Regions from separate parts of the Mus musculus genome. Here region 2 is linked to region 1. The links are chromatin loops, found by intact Hi-C in ENCODE. Cell type or tissue: heart. All regions are shown on one strand. Links, peaks and the distances in the headings refer to the core of each region. The heading gives the core; the rest is flanking DNA.

Region 1 (5,375 bases), core at 140-5,139:
GGTTGACCCAAAGGAGTTAACTTTCCCCCTTCATTACATTTAGTTAACAGGAAAACATGCTTACAGCCCCCCTATGGCACTCCCCTCTATGGAAGCCAGCATCCTTCCCACCCTTCTCTCGGCAACGGCCCCAGCCCAGCACTGTAGTTCCCAAATCCTCCATGCCATTCTCACTTGTGCACTGGCCACAGGACCACTGCTGCTGGCTTTGGAACTGCTGGTAGCCCCTGCTTTGCTGATGCTGGCCAGGGCCTGGCGGGCCTTCTCCCACTCTGGGTTCTCGTGCATAGGAGTCTCCATGCCATTTTCTCTGCTGTTCCCAGTCACCATGCTGTACTGAGAAGACCTGCAACAACGAAGCACAGTTATGGTCTCCCCTATCTATACACAGGTAGACAAAGTTGGGGAAAAGTAAACCCAAGGCTTGCATTCTAGAGCTAAACTCCCTACTCACCACAGCCCAAGCTGAAGGTGGCACATAGCATGTGCCAAGCAAACAGAAAGCTAACCAGTATGTACATAATTCTATACATGACCTACGACTTTAGGAGAACTCAGGTTTTTTACAAGCCAGTGAATTCTGACATGGCCAACAATGAAAAAAAAATTTAAAAAAAGAAAAGGGAAGGATCAGAAAGATATTAAGAGGGGGCTGGAGAGGTGGCTCAGTGCTTAAGAACATTTAGCAGTCTTGCAGATATCACTAAGCTCTGTTCCCAGCACCCATGTCGGATGGCTCAGAGCCACCTCTAACTCCAGCTCCAAGGGATCTGAGGCTTCTTCTGACCTTGACGAACATGGGTGACACACACTCACTCACACCCACATAAGCTCACATACATTAAAGGAAAGCTCAAAGGGGAAGCTTGCCCCTCCATCCTAGCCCCCACAATGAGCATTTTTCCCCCAAGCTGTGCAAGGACCCGTTGTGTCTTGTTCCTCTTGCAATGGGCTGTGTTCCCTTAGCCCTACTAACCAGTCTGCAGCACGCTGATCACCCACGTTGGCCGCCATCTGGACCTTGGGGTGTAGGGAATAGACCTCGGGAGCCAGGCTGCTTTTTAAATGTCTATAAGAAAAGAGATCAATTAGCCCCAAGAGAAGATAGGCTAGAAAGAGAGGGTATCTCATAGAAGGGAACACTGGCAAAGAATGGAAAGGAAAGCAAGTGTGGTGGCTCATGACCATAATGCCAGCAATCTTTTGGGAGTTCCAATACCCATCTGGGCTACAAGTTACAGTCCTGTCTCAAAAACAAACAGCTTAAAGAATCAGAATCAGTTCCTAGTGTGGAGTGAAGAGACCTGAGCATGAAAGGAAACACCTCCCTTGGAGGCCGAGACTAGCCTGTAGGATATGAAAATGAAAGACAAAGAAGCTGAGACTTGCATTACGAGTGTGGCTGTGAGGGAGACCTGACTCAAGTGGTGGATGCAGAAACCTCAGTCCTGGATAGGAAATCTAAAGATACTTCTACTACAGCAAGAGGAAGGCTCTCCAGTGACTGAAGTACTAGCTACAAAGAAGTTTGGGGAGAGGGAAGCCTTTGGGGATACTCTGAGGAGGAAGGAATTGAGACTGGGAGAACACTGGAGAATAGAGCAAAGTTTTCAAAGAAAAAGGTAAAGTATGGATATCCCGCTGAGCAGCCAGGTGAAGGTGCAGGAGACTCCTTCCTGTGAAGTCACTGCCTGGCAGCACCTACCAGACTCAGATCAATTACAGTCTCCAGACTTGTATGGGATGTTCCTAGGAGTGGGAGTTGGTTTGGGAGCAAACAAGTGGCAATTACTCAAGTAAGGTGTCTGCAGATAACAGAGGCCCACAACATTCTTAAACTATTAGGGGTGGGGTGGATAGTACCATAAGAAATAGGATGGGTTGAGCACCGTGCCAACAGGGCTGGAGCGGTCCAAACAACAGGATTTACAGAAAAGAAGCCTATTGGAGAAACTGAAACCCTTATAGGAAGCCTAAGGGGCACTGACAGGTCTCAAAGGCCTTTAAAAAACCCAATCCGTTGGGTGGTATCAAGGGGTCCTAACTAGGGATGCACAAAAGAGAGCCTCGTGTTCGTAACTGGTATTAGGAGTAAGGGGTCTGATTTACAGACGAGAACAACACGGACTGTAAGCTCAGAAGCACCTGGCTGTCCCGCAGGCATGGAGTCCACGACGCTAGGTGGAGGTTGAGGCCGCCCTGAACACAAGCGACCTCCCTTGTCCCCCGCGACCAGCCACCGGCCGGGCCGCGCTTGCGCACCACGCTGCGAGGGTGGCCTCTCTGGGTTGCCCTAGGCAACAGGAAGGCCAGCGTAACAGCGGGTCAATGGAGCCCGCAAGGGGTGCGTCTAGGGCACTAGGGACCGCAGGGTTCCCAGGGCCAGTAGCAGAGCGGACGCGGACGCGCACGCGCACGTAGGGGAGCCGCCCCCTCCCCCCCCCAGCGTACACCCGGCGCGCATGCGCAGAGGCGCTCCGGCGGCCACACCCTTCAAAGACGCAGGGCGCGGCGTCGGTTGGCCTTACCAAACAGGCCAGGGCTCGCGGAGCGCGGAGCCCGAAGGCGTCCCTGTGCTCGCCCGCCAGGCCTCCCACTACTACCCACACTCACTAGGACCGCTCGCTCCCGGGACTCGTTACCGGCGGTCCAAGGCAGCTTCAAGACAACCAAGACAGCGCTCAGTCACCGGCTGGCTCTAGTCTGGGGCTCGAACGTCCTGACCGTGGCGTGATGACGTTACCCGGACGTCTGTCCCCGCCCTGTGTCGCGCACAGCCAATAGACGTCACCGCTCGGCTTGAACCGCCCACCACACGTCTCGCGAACGCAGTCGCGTGTTGGCGTTTGTCAGCAAGCCGGAAGCTGGCCCTAGACGGTGGCCCCGTGGGGACAAGTACCTCCCAGCCTCTCGTGCGCGCTCACAACAGCTTAGTTTTGACTCAGCAGTCAATAGTCTCTCAGATGTAACGCATAGGGACAGGAGTTGTGAGGCTGCGCACTGCGCTAGGACGATTTAAAATAAATGAATATATAAGCGGGTGGAGGGAAATGGGATAAGGTGAATCCTCCCTTGGAAGGTTTATTTAGTGAGTAAAATTGGAAAGGCGCACCTGGCGTAGGGAACAGCGAGTGCGAACCAAAGGAAGCGGGAAACGCGTCGCTTGAGGAATGGGAGTAGCCACTGGACTGTGACGCTGGAAAGGTACCTTGTAGGGTGTTGGGATGGTGAGATCTGCTCGGAGTGGCAGCTAGCAGAACTGTATCTTTTAGGATCAGGATGGCCCTGGAACTCAGAAACCCGCCTCCCTCTTAATGGGATTAAGGTGTGGGCCGCCACTTAAAGCTCACTGTTTACAGTAGGAGTGATTGAATTATGCAGCCCAACTTGGGATCTCCCGTTAAAATAATTGATAAGACTACCTTCTTATCAATTATTGTTCATCAATTGACCAGTTTCCAGTCTCACATTGTACAAGCAACTTTTGGTAATTAAACAACACTTGGATAACTCTGTATCATTTGCTAGTGTTAGCTTGGTAGGTTTCTTCCCATCTCTTTTTTATAATGAACTTTTATTTTAGAATAAATTTTAAGTTTACAGAAATTACAAAAGTAATACAGGAATTGGGCACACTATGCCCAGTTTCCCCTATTGCTAGATTCCACACCTCAAATTCATTTGTTAAAAGTAAGAAATTGACATTGCTCTAATATTCTGAACTAAGCCGCAGATGTGGGCGCTTTTTCTCACTAATGTTTCCGGTGCGCCATAGCGTAACCCAGAGCATCATGTTGCATTTGTCTTGCTTTTTTACCCATCCTGTCAAGAGCTGTTTATTGGGTTTATGATGCCCATTTGCTTTACCACACAACTGAGGTTCAAAAAAACAAAACAAAAAGCCAAACCAAACTAAACCAAACCAAAACAACAACAACAACAACAAAAAAAAAAAAAAAAAAACTGGGCAGTGGTGGCCCACGCCTTTAATCCCAGCACTTGGGAGGAAGAGGCAGGTGGGTTTCTGAGTTCGAGGCCAGCCTTGTCTACAGAGTGAGTTCCAGGACAGCCAGGGCTACACAGAGAAACCCTGTCTTGAAAAACCAAAAAAAGAGGTTCAGTGAGTCAAATAACTTGCTTACATTAACACTGAGGTGCCAGGACTAGGACCCATAGGAATCCAAACCAGCATTGTGCAAGAACCAGGGATACCCCTGGTGCTTCTGTAGTCACTTGAGGACCCTGCTCTGCCATCTCCCCTACAGAGCTGCTGGTCTTTGGGAAGAGTCCCACTGTGGCAGATTAGTTTTGTCTCCAGCGTTTAACTGAGCCAGGGGTTGCTTGTTTATTTCTTTCTGGAAGCTGGTCCCTCAAAGGATTACCAGGATAAGAGATGCAGTTTTTATCCTCTCACATGTAAGCATATTTATGTTTGTTTATTTGTTTTGTTTATTATTATTTTCACATAGCTGGTGATTCACAGTCTCTGGGCAGCATATTTAGAGAACCTGTTCCCTGGGCCTCCAGACCAGCACCAGCCCACACTCCACTCTAAATCCCACAACAAATAGGTACTCGAAAGGGGAAAGTAGCACATTGTGTTTGCTAATCATTAGAATTTGAACACTTTAGTTGGGTGTGGTGATACACGCCGTCACACGCCGTTAATCTCCTCACTAGGGAGGCAGAGGCTGAGGCAGGCTCTTCTCTGTGAGTTCAAGGCCAGCCTGGTCTACAAAGAGAGTTCCAGGACAGCCCAGGGCTGTTTCACAGAGAAACCCTGTCTCCAAAACAACAACAACAAAGACAAAAAAGACAATTTTATCCATTTGTTTTGGGGTTTTTGTTTTTCTCAGTTACTTATTATTAAATTGAGGTCTTTTTTGTTAGATAATAGAAGCTTTTTGAATTATGTTTATGTATTAACCACGTTTTTCTTTGCCATGTATGCTATTTGTTTTTTAAACAAATGAGAACTACATACATATTGTTCCCCAGACAATAAATTTCCCTTTTGACTCTGCCATGTTTGTTTTTACTTGATAACTTATTGAGTGCCTCATCTTTTCCTGCCTGGATTTATAATATCTTCCTTAAACCTTCCCCCTTCATATCACCCTGGTGGCACTACAAGCAAATATTCTACTTTCTCTTCGAAGACTTCTGTCCCTATTCTGATACAAGCGTTGGTTTTCTGGAGTCTTGTGCTGGGTGTGAGCTGCTAGGAAGCAAGTTGATTCCACGCCTTTCCTAAACCCAGCAGGCTTTGTACATTCCACGGGACTGGAAGCTTGACTGTTCCTGTGGCTGCACGCCTGTTTAGATTTAGTGCTAGGCTTATTCTCTTCCGGTATCTGCTTCTTCCCCCTTGTCAG
Region 2 (5,375 bases), core at 17-5,016, 670 kb before region 1:
GGTAGTCTCAGTTCAGTTCTGAGAGCAGGCTGAGCAAGCCAGGGGAAGCAAGCCAGTAAGGAACATCTCTCCATGGCCTCTGCATCAGCTCCTGCTTTCTGACCTACTTGAGTTCCAGTCCTGACTTCCTTTGGTAATGAACAGCAATGTGGAAGTGTAAGCTGAATAAACCCTTTCCTCCCCAACTTGCTTCTTGGTCATAATGTTTGTGCAGTAATAGAAATCCTGACTAAGACAGATGGATATATATAATCATTTAAGGCCTGTGATCAGTGGCTCCAAACTTGGCATTCACTTTTAGTTTTCTGTATCTTGTATAGTAGTATAAAACACATAGGAAAACCAAATACAAGTTCTCTAATGCTAAATGCCCTTGAGTAATTTCTCACCTGATTAGGAAGGACCTCTGAACTTATGTTCACCTGTAGAAACAAGGTCAAAGCTACATTAGCTACAGAAAACTGGTTGGAGCAGATAATGAGCTTCCTTAGGAAAGGGCCTCTGGCAACATCAGGCTGCACTTACATGGCATTGGTCCCTTGAAGTGTTTGTAGTAACAGGAAAGCAGCCTTTGAGGGTGACTTTAAATGAATAAGGATGCTAGCAGGCTGGTCCTGATCTGAGGGAGCTGATTTGGGGGTGAAAAGAAGAGCCAGTGTGGTGACCATTAAAGCTAGACAAGCCTCCCTGACCTTAGACCCTTTCTTCACAGACCATCAAGTGCCTGCTGATCCACCCTAACCCAGAGTCTGCACTCAATGAGGAGGCAGGCCGCCTGCTTTTGGAGAATTATGAAGAGTATGCTGCCCGGGCCCGTCTGCTCACAGAAATCCATGGGGGTGCATGCAGCACCAGCAGCGGGAGGGCTGAGGCTACCCAAGACCTGGCCAGTGGGGCTTCAGCCTCCTCTGCTGACCCTATGATCCCAGGGGTCCTAGGGGGAGCTGAGGGTCCCATGGCCAAGAAACATGCAGGTGAGCGAGATAAGAAGCTGGCAGCCAAGAAAAAGTTGGACAAGAAGCGAGCACTGAGGCGACTGTAGTGGGGCTCTTTCTCCTTCCCTCCCTTCTGTCCCCTCCCACTCTGTCTCTAAGTTATTTAAATTATGGCTGGGGTGGGGGAGGGAGTTGGGGGGGGCACCAGAACCTGGATTTGGTTTTCTAAATAAAAAGTTGGAAAAGCAGTTTCTATGCCTGAAGTGTCTAGAACCTCTGCCTGTATTGTGGCTTAGGGTAGCTGGCATTCTTCTGTACCAAGTCTGACTTGCTCCAATTAGGATCTGAGTCACCTTTGCCCTGTGGAGTGGGGCTTAGAGTCTTAAGCTGGAGCAGAAACCCACTGTCTATTCCTCTAGACCAGTGGCTCTAACTGTAATTTTGTTGCTATGAAATATTTTTGGAGACAAGTTTGCCTAAAGGTCAAAGAGCCTTAGGTTTAAGAAGTGTTGCTCTAGAACTGTCTTCAGTAATCTGGTCCTGAATTGGGGCAAGGTTACATCTCATCTCAGCTCTGACTTTAAATTCCCTCCTCCCTGTTTGATTGTTTTGTTTTAAACTGTAAAAGCCTTGAAAGACATGCATAAGTTTTGTTTCCTTAGGGATCAACAGGGCAAAATGAAGTGTCTACTGGCCTTCTTGAGAGGTTAGCCTATGGCAATATTTTTTTATTGTTTTTCTTTTGGCCCAGAACTTGAGTATATAGGTCAGGTTGGCCTTGACCTCAGAGACCTGCTTTGGCTCTGCCTTTGGTTGCTGAGATTAAAGGCATGCTCCACTATGCCCATTTAAATACAGTTCATGTAGCACTCTTGTAGGAGCCTACCCTACCACATTGGCCTATCAGGACTGAATAAGGTTCTTGCCTCTTGTTATGTCAAAATTCCAGATACTGAGAGGCTAGGGAAATGACTCAGAAGGTAAGAGCTGTTGGCTCTGGCAAAGGACCTGGGTTTGATTGTCAGCACCCATATAACAGTTTACAACTAACTGTAACTTCAGTTTCAGGAACTCCAGCCACCTCTTCTGACCTTCATCAACACTAGGCACATAGATGGTGCACAGGACATACAACCAATTGAAACATGTGAACATTTAAAAAAAAAAAAGCCGGGCGTGGTGGCGCACGCCTTTAATCCCAGCACGAGAGCCAATTCCAGGGCAGGCAGAGCTACACAGAGAAAACAGAAAATTGTTTACAAAGCTAGTTGTGGACCAACAAGATAGCTTAGTGAAAGCAGGGCGTGGTGTCTAATGGGAGTGATAACTTGTCTTGAGTTCTGTTGTAAACTAAGTGGAAGAGATTCTAGGTCTGTGCACCAGAGGGCAGTATATGCTTTCTGTTAATGTCCTTAGGTTATTTGAACCAGCTTTGTCATTAAGGGTGTGTGTGTAGAGATAGGTCAAGTGTTGAAGAGTATATGGCGCTCTTTTCAGAGGTACTAGGTTCCTAGCACAACAACTGCCTAAAATACCAGCTCTAGAGGATTTAACACACACACACACACACAAAACCTTCAAAAAGGGGAGGATGGTTGAGATGGTTCATGGGTAAAGGTGTGAAGCCTGAAGCCCTGATTGAACCCACATATTTATTCAAAGGAAAAACCAGTTTCCATGAGTTGTGTTCCCAACTACAAGCAACTATATGCTATTTAAAGTTACTTTAAAGGAAGGGATATATTAAATAGTGGAGCAAGTTGTAAAAAACTTAAGTGCTGGGTATGGTAGCCCAAGCCTGTATTCCCAACTCTCAATTTTCCTGAGTCTGACACCAACCTGGGTTCCATAGTTAAGACCCTGTCTCCAAAAGAATGAAAGAATATGACCCTTAATTAAAGGGGAAGCTTGCTTTTATCTTCTATTGTCTGGGGTCTTGTCTTCGTCTTATGTAAGAAAAATAGTGAAAAACAAGAGCTTTGACCTGAGGGTTCCTACTGAGATTGAACTGGGTTTCCTACCCCAGTAATGTCCCTGGGGAGAGAGGGCCATCAGAACTAAGTCTATACCCTCTTAACCTACAGAGGTGTGACAAACCGAGCAAATCAAAGGACTTCAATGGAAACTTCTAGTTTCTTTGGGAAGTTTTGTCAAATAATGTTTTGCTGGGACACAAAAGGGTGTCTTGCTTAAAGCTGACAGATGAAAGGATGTTTTGATATAGCAAATTCATAAAAGAATATGTGATGGAGTATAAAAATATGACCCCACAGACAGTGGGAGATGAGTACTGAGCCTTGGTTTGGTTTGCTCTGCCTCGCTATTTTCCAATAAAGACACATCCATACCGGTTCACCTTAAGTGCTGGTGTTGATCCCCACCAGTGGTGATAGCATAGAGCACTGCTCCCAAGAACTACTTGCACCTTCTGAGACCTTGCCTCAGTCCAGCTAGCAAACCTTGTGGTTTCTTCAGGATTGAACCTATAGCTTCTGGTTTGTGCCTGCTGTCGACCTGCTGAGAGGACTGAACTGTAGCTGTCAGCCTAGAGGACTGGTCTGCAGCTGATGAGTAGTGATTGGGTGTTTGCTATGGGGCTGATCAAGCTTGCCCCCCCCCCCCCCCATGAAGTATTGCTGAACAAGTCCACTTCCCCCATATGCTAATAACTTTTCCACTACCTCTGCTGCGTGGTGGGCTAGAGGAGAGGTTGAACCCTTATTAAACGTAGACTGCAATCCCAGCACTTAGGAGGCAGAGGCAGGCAGATTTCTGAGTTCGAGGCCAGCCTGGTCTACAAAGTGAGTTCCAGGACAGCCAGGGCTATACAGAGAAATCCTGCCTCGAAAAAAACAAAACAAAACAAAAAGTAGACTGCAAAAAATGTATGCCTACAAAGGACTGTAAGAAAATCTTTTCAGGGGCTGTAGAGATGGCTCAGCCGTTAAGAGCGCTGTCTGCTCTTCAGGAAGTCCTGAGTTCAATTCCCAGCAACCACATGGTGGCTCACAACCATCTATAATAGAATATGATGCTCTCTTATGGTGTGTCTGAAGACATGGACAATGTACTCACACAAAATTTTTTTTTAAATCTTAAAAAATATATACCAAATTCATAGGACTGATCCAAGAAATCTCAAGCCCAAGTTTAGTGTAAAGTGTCCATAAGAGAAGCAGGCATTCTGAAAGAATACATTCAATTTAATGGGAAAAAACTGCTGCTGTGATATACCTTCTCTAAATCCCTTGGGATTTCAAGCACCCCAGGGATGTTAGGAAAATGTAGGTCTTTATATAGGATCTCACAATGTAGCCGTGGATGGCCTTCACCTTGGTAAGTCTCCCATCTTAGCACTAATATTGGGATTATATGCATGTGCCACCATGTCGTCCTGCTTCTGGGTGGGGTTCTTGGGCAATTGGCTTTTGAGACAAAGTATCACTGAAATCCTGGCTGGCCTGGAACTTGCTGTATAGACCAAGATGGCCTCAAATTCAGAGATGTACTTGACTTTGCCCAGCTGGTTGTGTTTTATATCTAATAAGCCACTAATACACTTCTTTACTGAGTTCTATGAGCTAGGACAGCAAATCACTGAGCATCAGGGTTGCTTTCTGAAGTCAGATGACCAGGCCTATGCTATTTCTAGGTAGTGCTAGAATTGAATTATAAGATAACCAAGTGGTGGGGAAACCCAGAGGACTAGGTAAGACCCAGGTTCAAATGCCAAGATGCACATATGTTCACGACTAATTCCAGTTCCAGGGGATCTGACACCCTCAGACATACATGGAGACATTACCAAAGCAAATACAATTTAAAAGAAAAAATGGATGTATCACAGTGGTAGAATGCTTGATTAACATGTATGTGGCTTTGTGTTCAGTCCTCAGTTCTGGGGTGGGAGGGGACAGGTAGGAATACAGCTTCATGTTGTAAAGTTACATCATGTATAAGAATGTACAATACTCGGGTGCAACATTAGCACAGCACAGGGAAGCCTGGGTTCAATCCCTAGCACCTGAAAACCCCTTATTGGGCTGACAAGTTAACTTAGTGGGTAAACACAAATTGTTGCCAGTCTGGACAACCTTGAGTTTGAACCAGTTCAATCCCAGAACCCACAAGGTAGAAGGAGAGAATGAACTCCTATAGGTTGTTCTCTGACTTCCACTCACATACAAACAACAAATAAATGTGTGGTGACACATACCTTTAATCCCAGGACTCTGTTGGCAGAGGCAGTTGTGTCTCTTTGAGTTCCAGGACAGCCAAAGATACATACTAGAGAACATTTCAGAGAGGCCTCTGAACTCCTTAGACTACATAACCAACAGCAAGAATCCCATCTACTGATGCCACTTTAATGATTTAGTATTGATATATGTTTTTATTTTAAAAAAATTTTGAGGGGGTGGGGGCAATCGTAGTGACACC

What was found. Hi-C counts contacts between places; a loop is a spot of excess contacts. Peaks named below come from ENCODE experiments on the same cell type or tissue, not always from the same donor. Only the 100,000 strongest peaks of a DNase experiment are listed, where the experiment ranks them.
Region 2: a loop joins it to region 1, with 5 times the contacts of the local background. A loop is called at or near these places in 5 of 42 quality-filtered maps.

What each region holds. Positions count from the first base shown.
Region 1 is chr7:4,134,390-4,139,764 of GRCm38, reverse strand. It overlaps Ttyh1 (tweety family member 1), which reads right to left. Exons shown (of 14, transcript NM_021324.6): 14 at 4,358-5,375. It overlaps Leng8 (leukocyte receptor cluster (LRC) member 8), which reads right to left and starts at 2,285. Exons shown (of 16, transcript NM_001374609.1): 1 at 2,146-2,285; 2 at 977-1,069; 3 at 175-346. The coding sequence starts at 1,014. It overlaps D030047H15Rik (RIKEN cDNA D030047H15 gene), which reads left to right and starts at 2,839. Exons shown (of 3, transcript NR_033548.1): 1 at 2,839-3,204. In heart, for the core only: no CTCF peak of the experiment used is centred there; a DNase peak (open chromatin) is centred at 2,794; H3K4me3 peaks cover 2,558 bases; H3K27ac peaks cover 1,520 bases.
Region 2 is chr7:4,803,822-4,809,196 of GRCm38, reverse strand. It overlaps Ube2s (ubiquitin-conjugating enzyme E2S), which reads left to right. Exons shown (of 4, transcript NM_133777.2): 4 at 713-1,183. The coding sequence ends at 1,042. Among named protein-coding and RNA genes, the nearest start is that of Ube2s, 5.8 kb to the left of the region's middle. In heart, for the core only: a CTCF peak has its summit at 2,314 (motif pointing right); no DNase peak of the experiment used is centred there.